Regions from separate parts of the Mus musculus genome. Here region 1 is linked to region 2. A link is a contact called in ENCODE Hi-C data. All regions are on one chromosome and are shown on one strand. The core of a region is the stretch at or near the end of the contact, and the rest is flanking DNA. Distances in the headings are between cores, read along the strand shown. Region 1 has its middle 3.7 kb from the start of Gm30782. Region 2 holds the start of St3gal5 (ST3 beta-galactoside alpha-2,3-sialyltransferase 5).

The links. A loop is a pair of places that touch in the nucleus more often than their neighbours do.
Region 1: a loop to region 2 is called in a map of heart, with 2.2 times the contacts of the local background. The contact joins the enhancer-like site here to the promoter of St3gal5 in region 2. A Hi-C loop is called at or near these places in 2 of 37 maps with a recorded cell type or tissue (gastrocnemius and heart).

The regions. Positions count from the first base shown.
Region 1 is chr6:72,256,226-72,261,018 of GRCm38, forward strand. No RefSeq gene overlaps it. Among named protein-coding and RNA genes, the nearest start is that of Gm30782, 3.7 kb to the left of the region's middle. Within about 2 kb of position 3,391, at least 1 of the 3 ENCODE cell types and tissues checked has a DNase peak (open chromatin) inside an H3K27ac peak, as active enhancers do; it is heart, where a contact is called at or near this core.
Region 2 is chr6:72,095,343-72,100,408 of GRCm38, forward strand. St3gal5 (ST3 beta-galactoside alpha-2,3-sialyltransferase 5) reads left to right here and starts at 2,266. Exons shown (of 7, transcript NM_001035228.2): 1 at 2,266-2,440. The coding sequence starts at 2,362.

The sequences.
Region 1 (4,793 bases), core at 2,141-4,640, 160 kb after region 2:
GTGAGCTAGGGTCACATTATGCCCAGTTCCAGAAAACCAGTGTTGGCAAAAACGGCCTGGAGGAGTTCTGTAAAATCATCACCTGTAAGCGAAGGTGAAGCAGCCCGTGCCAAGGATTGAATGAGCACGTGTGGTGTGCCATGAGGCTGTTCTGAAGAGTTCTGGTGGCACTGGGGAGGTGGCTCCGCAGCTGAGCACCGGCTGTACTTCCAGAGGACTTGGGTTCAATACCCAGCAGCGACATGGCAGCTTACAACTGGCAGCTCTAACACCTGACACCCTCATATAGACACACGTGCGAACAAAACACCAGTGCACATAAAATAAATTAATTACTTTAAAAAACAAAAGAGTTCTGTTGCCTAACTTTTCTTGAGGAGACATGAACTCATGTCCAATTACTCCAAATAGGGCATCAGTGAGAGAGCAAAGAAGCAGTTCTGGGCCAGGGAGGTGGCTCAGTGTGTAAATCAAGGTGCTTGCTGCCAAGCCTGATGACCGGAGTTCAATCCCCAGAACCCACTGTGTGGAAGACACGACCTGAGTCCTGAAAATGGTCCTTTGACCTGGAAAGAGTGTCATGAAAATAGGCCTTTCTCCCACATATACACACACATGGACAAGCACGCACATACACATATAAACAAATGTTGTAAAGAATAAAAGAAAATTCCAACCTTGGGAAACAGTGCGTTAATTGTGCTTACAGGAGCACAGTGAGAGATTGCTTACAGCAGTATGAACAATTCCAAAGTCAGCCGCATCACCAATCCCGCTATGTCCCTCCTCTATACCGTAGCATCACCGTGTGCAGCTGGGCTGGGGGTTGGGTGCAGGAGGATGTGAGTAGTGGGTCTCAGGTGAGAGTCTGATGACCTTTGACTCCTTCCATGAGGAAATACTAGCAAGCGTCTGATCTCACAGCGGTGACAGCAACCCCGTGTCTGGAGCAAGTTCTTACCCCAGGTATTCAAACCTTCACATGTACCTCAGATGGCCCTGTTTCACTAGAGTGTTCCCACCGACTAGAACAGAGCCCCTGAACATTTTAGGCGACCAGAAAAGGGTTTCAGGTGGGAAAAACCCAGAAATAACTCCTAACAAGCAGGACCCCAGCCTGCATGAGGGGAGCACAAAGCCAAGGCCAAGAGTCACACACACTTTTTCTGGGACTGCAGTTATTTATCCCAAAGGCATTCAGAGGATGAAAATTACCCACGAGGGTTCTCCTCAGTCGGACTAGAGAGATGGCTCAGCAGTTAAGAGAACTTTGTGTTTCTCCGGAGGACCCAAGGTTGATTCTCAGCACCCACATCAGGTTCACCACCACCTATAACACAAGCTCCAGGGTGATGACATCTCTGGCCTCTGAGAGCTTGTGCACTCATATGTCATACACACACACACATAATTTAAAATTAAAAAAAAAGAATTTTCCTCCTTCTAAGTTACATATCTTTTATTTTCATATTTCACCATTTAAAAAAAAATCTGAATGCATTGAGATGATGCAGTTTTTCAATGATTTGCATTTCTTTTTTTTAAGATTTATTTATTTATTATATGTAAGTACACTGTAGTTGTCTTCAGATACACCAGAAGACGGCATCAGATCTCATTACGGGTGGTTGTGAGCCACCATGTGGTTGCTGGGATTTGAACTTCGGACCTTCGGAAGAGCAGTCGGGTGCCCTTACCCACTGAGCCATCTCACCAGCCCCCTGATTTGCATTTCTTGTTTCTCCAGAACAGTTAAATATTATTGTAGCCAGGGTGCTTCTTGCAGCTGATGCCGTGTGTGTGTGTGTGTGTGTGTGTGTGTGTGTGTGTGTGTGTTTGCATGCATGCATGTGTGTGCCCCACATACAGGCCCCATGGAAGATGACATCAGATGCCCTGGAGCTAGATTTACTGGTAGTTACGAGATGCCCACTCCAGGTTTGGGGAAATGATCTCGGGTTCTGTGGAAGAACAGCGATTGCTTTCATTGTTGAGTCATTTCTCCAGCCCCTGCCAGCCTCAGATCTGTTACATACCCAAGGATGGTCTTAAGTTTTTATGTCTCTTGCATTTACCCTCTGAGTTCTAAGACTATAGGTGTGTACCAGCATGGTTGGTTTATGAGTACTAGAGAGCTATCCCAGAACTTCATGCGTGTTAGCCAAGCAGTGCATCAAAAGGCTGCATCCACAATCCCTGCAATTGACACCGTCTCCAAAGTGTGAAAATAAAACAGTGATCTAACGTATTTTAAATGGAACTGAAAGTCATTTAAGATAGTAGGCTTGGGTTTTTGCTGGTTTTGGTTTTGGTTTTGGTTTTTGTGTTTGTTTGTTTGTTTGTTTGTTTGCTAAAACTTGCAAGGACACGCTAAAAAGCAGAATTCCAAATGAAGATTGACTTTTTTGTTTGTTTGTTTTCTTGTTTTTTTGATTTTTCGAGACAGGGTTTCTCTGTTTCCCTAGCTGTCCTGGAACTCACTTTGTACACCAGGCTGGCCTCGAACTCAGAAATCTGCCTGCCTCTGCGTCCCGAGTGCTGGGATTAAAGGTGTGTGCCACCACGCCCAGTGAAGATTGGCTTTTTAAAAATTATTTATTTTTAATTTTCATGCACCAATGGTTTGCTTGCAAGTATATATAAGCATCCTGTGTGGACCTGGAGCCCAGAGGCTTTGAGCAACCTTGTGGGAGCTGGAAATCAAACCTGGTCCTTTGCAAAAGCAGCAAGTGTGTGCTGTTAATCTGTGAGATGCTCTCCAGACCCCAGGAACACAAGGGATGTGAGCTGGGTGTGGTGGTGAGACTACACCTTTAGTCTCAGTACTGGGGAGGTAGAGGCAGGCAGATCTGTAAGAATTGGAGGCCAGCCTGGACTATGTAGTGAGTTCCAGGTTGGCCAAGACTGCAGAGTGAGACTCTTGTCTCACCCTCCCACACCACCGAGCCCCACAAAAAAGTGGGGGTTAGGGGTAAAGGGTGGACTGGAGAGCTGGCTCAGCAGTTAAGAGTGTGTAACTCTTCCCCCAAGAGAACCTGAGTCTGACTTCAGAATTCATGTTAGACTCCTCACACAGCCTATAAGTTCAGCTCCAGTGTGTCTGACCAATACCTCTGCTCTCTGCAGGTATCTACATTTCATGTGCATATACCTACATACACACCCGAACACAAACACAATTAAAAATAAAATAAAAATATTTATTAAGAGGTAGGGGGATGAAAAAGGGGGGAAAGAGGATGGAAAAGAGGAAGAAAAGGAAAAAACTAAAAGGTTTGTAAAGTGCTCTGCTTGAGGTGTGGCTGTAGCACGTGAGCCCAGGGCCAGCCCCGCCTCTCTCCCTTGCGCTTGGTTGCCTCAGGATGAACTTTGAGGGTAGACGCCTAACATCACCCTCTTGGACTAGCATGCCCAAAGAGAAGTGGCTGGTGCTAAAATTAACTATTGGCATAGCAGAGGTGACCCACACATGTGACACTGGCAACCGTCTGGTTCTGGGGCACACCTGTTAATGATGCCCGAGAAGTGGGCAGTCCCAAAGGTTGCTGGGCTACAGTGAGCAGGCGGAGACATGGCAGCATCTCCAGTGATGCCTCCATCCCCACACTCTGTCCCCTTCTGGGCCAGTCCTGGGCATGCCCAGAGCTTCACAGACCACACGGGGTTTCAGCCAAGACCGAGGAGGGCAGGTGTGGAGGAGTTGCCTCATCTAGCCAAGGCTGTTCCAGACTTCATGTGGGGAGATAGAATAGGGAATTGAGAGGAGACCAGGAATCCAGCTAGGGCAGTCCTGGCTGGGGAAAGTGTCAGAGCCTCAGTCCCTGGGCTGGGGAAAGGACCCAGGCAGGGGCACACTTCTGATATCCTTGCTGGAGAAGGACTGGATCGGCTCTGCAGCAAAGAATGCAAGCAAGGCTGACCTGGACACTGGATGTGTAATCCTCACCACTGCCTTGTCTTGCATCTCCTGCTGGATGCCTGCCGCAGCTGTCCCAGATTTGTGTGTGTGTGTGTGTGTGTGTGTGTGTGTGTGTGTGTGTGTAAAGCTTGTGTGTATGTATGTCGTTGACGTTGAGTTGTCTTTCACAATCACTTCCTACCTTTTATACTGAGTCAGGGTCTCACCTGACCCCAGAACTTGCCGGTTCAGCTAGCCAGGTTACCCCAGGAATCCTCTGTGTCCATCTCCTGAGCCTTGCAGTTACAGGAAGGCCACCATGCCCAGCAGTATTTAAACATGTGTTGAGAATTCAAAGTTCAGTCTTTAAGCTTGCCTGGAAATCCCTTTACCTATCCCTGTGTTCCTGGCCCTTGTTTGTTGTTTTGTTCCATTTTAGACAGGGTCTCGTGTAGCTTATGTACCCTCCTTATCTATCGACATAGCTGAGGATAGCCTTGAACTCTTCTGTTGATCCTCTTGCATGCTGGGATTGCAAGTGAGCATCACCATGCCTAGTTTATGGGGTGCTAAAGAACAAACCCAGGGCTTCAGCCACGCAGGCAGGCAACACTCTACCACTAAGTCATATCCCCAGCCCCATCTCTAGATGCTTCACCCACTCGTGCTACCTGCTGCTCTTCAACCTGGGGCTCCTTACCCAACAGCTTTTAGCATGGGCCTCTTTCTCTGCCATGGCCCATTTTAAAGAGAACACCCATTGAAGCTCAACTTTGGTACTCAGATCAAGTATAACAAGGACATCCACAAATAGACACGGGACCTGGGGGCACTTCGGAGCCAGCCTGTAGCTCATAATCCCACTCTTCTTTCCCCAACGTTGTGCGGTCATGAA
Region 2 (5,066 bases), core at 1,016-3,515:
AGAGGACGTCATTAGATTAACTAATGTAGTAAATGGAAAAAGTGAATTTAGGAAGTGGTAGCTGCTATCTCTGATTTATTAGTAGTCCTACTGTATGGTAGCCAGAGTCTGGAAGCTTCTCTGAAGCCACTCAGTAAACCATTGAAATCTAGTGGCTGATTCTAGTGTGTTATTTGGGGACTTTGGGAGCAGGTCTTCTTTTCCTTCACTAAGTGTCAACTAGGTGACAGAGCTCATGAATATTTGAAACAAATGTCCCAGGAGACTAAGACAGAAGGTAGAGTTCACTTCTTACACTTCATTGCCCTCAACTTACACCTACTCTTGTAAGGCAGGATGCTTCCAGCTTCCAGGACAGCCCTTACTGCTAAGAGGGTGGGGCTCCACACAGGGAGATGTGGGAGAGAACCAAGGCACAGAGATGTCAGAGCATCAGACCACACAGGCAGGCCTCAGGCTGGTCCAATAGTAGGAGAGTGAGCGGCTCTGCAATCTTTTTCCTGCTATAGTCATTCCAGGCAGCTAGCTAGTGTCTGACCAGCCTTGGCCAACCCACTGGCTTTAGCCACATGTCAGGCTTTCTTCCATCTTTTTTTCCCTTTCTAGACTATTTCCAGTGTCCTCGCTTTAAAATCATACAGATTTGTTGTTTTGGATAGCCATGAAAGTAGAATCCACCTACTCCGTTCTTTCCTATGTCTTTATTCTTGGCATTGACTACCCAGAGAGCATCCCCCAGTTCCCAGGCGACCATGTTCTACTCTCCACCCTGGAGAAAGAGCAAAGAGAGCAAGCTGCTGTAAAAAGGAAAACTGATAACGGCTCTTGGCTCAGGGTCTAGGATCTTCCTTCTCAAAATGAGAGGGTTATTGTTCGGTAAAAGATGGATAGCCATGCTTGATTGGGGCTGGAGAAGGGAGTTCTAAAAGCTAGCCCAGGGCCTCTTCCTGTTTGTACAGGCTGACAAGCTTCCACTACAAAGCTTCAATTTTCTCAGCTGATACACAGATCTAGCACGGGACCTTGAGCAGACCCAAAAAGGAGTTTGCTATGCAGTCACCAAGAAAACTGGAGCTGTTATCTTGGAAAGCGTGCCTCCTGACTATCAGAATGCCCCTTTGTGGTTAAATGTTCTTGAGGTCGAAGGCAAGCTATTCCAATATAACAAAGACTATGGCACTAGGGGATTTCCCACACACACATGCAGTAACAAAGGGTCTGCATCCTCAGAAGAACTTGGCTACATTATATCATTTACTCTGCGCTTTGGATCCCTTTCTTGTCGGCTTTTCTAGAAGATCATGGGGAAAAATATCCTAAAAGGGAGATCCAGTCCGGTTTTAGGCCTTTTTAATGCACCAATTTTGGGATTTATTAAATGTGTTTTTAAAAATCGTATGGCATTTCCTTTCCAAAATAAGGTGTGAGAGGCCAGGGCCTCTCTAGCTTTCAGACAAATAAGATTTGAGCGCTCCAAGCCCAGGTTCTGTTCCTGCTTCGGCCTCCAAATGACTTCAAAGCTACTCACCCTCAGTCCCACACAGACCTCAGTTCCTTCTCCTGTTAAAACAAGTTGGTTGGCTTTGGTAACTAGCACAGTAACAACCGTGTAGCCTAATCGTTCTCAACCTTCCTAATGCTGCGACCCTTTAATACACTTCCTCAAGTTGTGGTGGTAACCCCTGACCATAAAAAGTATTTTCGTTGATACTTCATAACTGTAATTCCACTACTGTTGTGAATCGTAAATGTAAATAAACGTGTCTTCCATTGGTATTAGGCGACCCCCAGGTTGAGAACCGCTGATTTAGCTTGTCCTGGTATTTGTCTCTTGGGTCTCAGGAACCCAGGACCAGTAATTACCTGAAGACCAGTGGGCAGCTGGCGAATAAAGCACGTGACTACGTCAAGCCCCTTAGTTCCCCAGCTCCGACTCCTAATTGGATGCTCAGTCAAAGCCTTTAACCGGTCCAGAGCCACCTTAGGTTCTCCGGAACGCCTTCCACTATCTAATCACGCGCAAGCCTGGGGAGAGTTGAAGAGATCCCCGAGCGCGGGGCACCCTCATCCTAGGCTGCCTGGCGCCCCACCTACTTCTCGGCTGGAGTTGTCCCGCTCCCCCTCGCACTAGCAGTCGGAGGGGGCGGGGGGACAGTCCGCTCGCAGGCGGGGCCTCGGCGCACTCTGATTGGTCTCCCTTATCCTCGTGACGCGCGACCCCGCCCCCGCCTACCCCCACCCCCCTCAGCATCCGCGCGGGGGAGCGGACTGTCCGGGGCTGAATTGGCGCGAGCGCGGCGCCGGGGGCTGGCTGGGGCGCGGGGCCCCGGGCTGGCGGCTTGCCAGCGCTCCCTCCCTAGCATGCACACAGAGGCGGTGGGCGGCGCGGCGCGGAGGCCCCAGAAGCTGCGAAGCCAAGCAGCGGCACCTGCCTGCCGAGGTACGTGGCGCAGCCCCCAGTCGGCAGAGCGGACACCGGGGAGCCCAGATAGCGGCGATCCGCCTTTGCGATACCCCAGGCCCAGCGGCTCCTCCCCAGCCCTGCGACGCCGGACGCGCCTGCTAGGGGACACGGGCGGAGGGTCGCGGCCCCTGGCTGCCTACATGGGCGCCCCCGGCGCAGCCTGCGCAGGTGTGGACGCGGCGCTGCGGGTAAGGATGACCTGCCCCGCGTGGCAGGTCCAGCCAGAGTGGCCCTCTTCACGTCGCTTGGTTCTGGGATTTTAATTCATTGCTGGAACCTTCTGAGCCGGCAGAGTCGAATAGACTCAGTGTCTCCCTTGACTGCTTTGGGGAACCTTGTACAGGGTAACTAGTGGCGCCTGAACCCTCCTGGTGCATCCATGTGGGTAGACGTGCAGTGTGAAAGTGGGTAGCTTTCTGCTGGCAGAAATTCACTGGTGACCTTCCCTGCCCCCTCTCTGCGGCCAGTCCTGCGGAGGAGACACATTGGGAGACCGTTTTGGTTTCTTGGAAATTTTAAGCTGTGTCCTGACGAGGGGACGCGTTCTTTGTGCGCTGTTTTATTTGTTTGTTTTGCGGAGAGGGTGTTAGAGAACAATTGGTAGGACCCCAGTAAATGAAAGCTCTTGTCCCTACTGCACATCAGCTGGATGACCTTGGCAGACACTGATATCCTCCTGTGGGGAGCTTGCTCTCCAGGTCTGTACTGGAAGACTTAACTTGCTGTTGGCTTGGGTCTCTTCCACAATGAGTTTGTGGTTTTAACCATTTAGAATAAATATGTCAATTGGCGAGAACTCTGTAGAATCACTAGCTGACTTGGAAATGAAATTTTTATACCTTTCCCCCCAGTAATTCAGTCTTAATTCACATATATGAATTTTGCCTTTGCAAAATTAGGTGTAAATGTAAGTAGATGTACTTAAAAGGAGGAAGAGGCATTTTTATGTGTTGTGCTTTTTCTGGGACCGATGGGTTTCAGGTTCCTTCAGCCAAGAGCTGTGCTGGGTTTTAGACTTACAAAGGAAGGAGACTCACACTCATCTCTGCCCTCTGGTGTCTAGCCAAGCCTTCCCTTGGTTTATGACTGTAAATCCTCTTCTACCTGCAGCCCTACGCAAATGCTGGGCCTGAGAAGAGGGATTTGTCTGCTGAAAGAAAGGACCAGAAAAGTAGGTTTTGGTTTCTTTTGTGTAATTCCATATCCTGACAGCTCAGAATGGTTTCTCACATTGCTGGTTGCAGGGCTAGGAATTGTCTGATTTCCAAGTTTTTGGTCAAGAGAATATTAATATGAGCTTCCAGAGCACTGTAGTCAGAGTGCTGCATCTCCTGACACTCATGTCTGCTATGTGGTCGGTGCTGTGGCTATCAGGCTGATAGTGTTTTCTTTGAGACTTGAAAAGAAATTGAGATGATTGGAGGTTTGGGTGGCTGTTTTGTTGGTTGGTCGGTCCGTTGGTTGGTTGGTTGGTTTGGGTTTTTGAGTCGGGGATAGCATGCTGTTCAGGCTGGCTTTGAATTCACTGGTGCATCCGAAGCTGGCCTTGAACCACTGATCCAAGTGCTGGGATCACAGACTTGTGCCAACATGCCTGGCTTAAACAGAGTAAGAGGAGGTGTGACAAGGCTTCTGGAAAATGGCATGCTGGGGGCTGGCAGGAAATTCTAAAAGCACACATTTATGATGATTCTGCAAATGCATTCAGCTTGACATACACTGGTCACTGCCCCATGTCATCAAAACAAGTCAAATGGGTGACTGGACAGGGAGGTAATCAAGAAACACACCTGTCGTTGGCTTGCCTCCTCCACCTCTTGCTCCCTTACTGGGCTTGCAAAGTAGTAGAGAATTAGCAGCTGTCTCTTGGCAGATTAATGGTGTGCTGGGTAGTTTTTAATGTCAACTTGATGTAACTTGGAATTATTTGAGAAAAGAAAGCATCATTTGAAAAAAAATGCCCTTACCAGATTGTCCTGGAGGCAAGCCTGGGAGACAGTTTCTTAAGTGGGGAGGGCCCAGCTCATTGTGGGCTAGTGGTCCTGAGTTGTATGAGAAAGAAGGTTTAGCAATCTCTGGGGACCAAGTCAGTAAGCAGTGTTCTTCCATACTCTCAGCATCAGCTCCTGCCTCTAGATTCCTGCAGTGTATCAGTTTCTGTCCTAACTTCCCTCAGTGATGGACTGCAACGTGGAATTGTAAGCTGAAATTAAACCCTTTTTTTTCTCCCAGTTGCTTTGGGTCATGGTGTTACAGCAGTAGAAACCCTAACCAAGACATGTGGGGAGGAGAAAGAGTCACCCTCCACGTCTATCTAGCTTTAGAGGAGGACTTTATTCTGCTCTGCTTATGGAACCAAGAGAACAGCCGTCACCCTCCAAGAGCATGCTCTTCATTCCAGTCTGGCTGGGAAGGCTTGGCATAGAAACAACTGGGAATATATAATATATATATATATATATATATATATATATATATATATATATATATATATATATACAATAACAGCGGAGGATGGAGAAGCAAGGACTGGATCAGCGTGGGTGGCAGGTGTTAGCAGAGGGGGTGTGGGAGGAAGCCATAAATATGGATGGTGGCATTA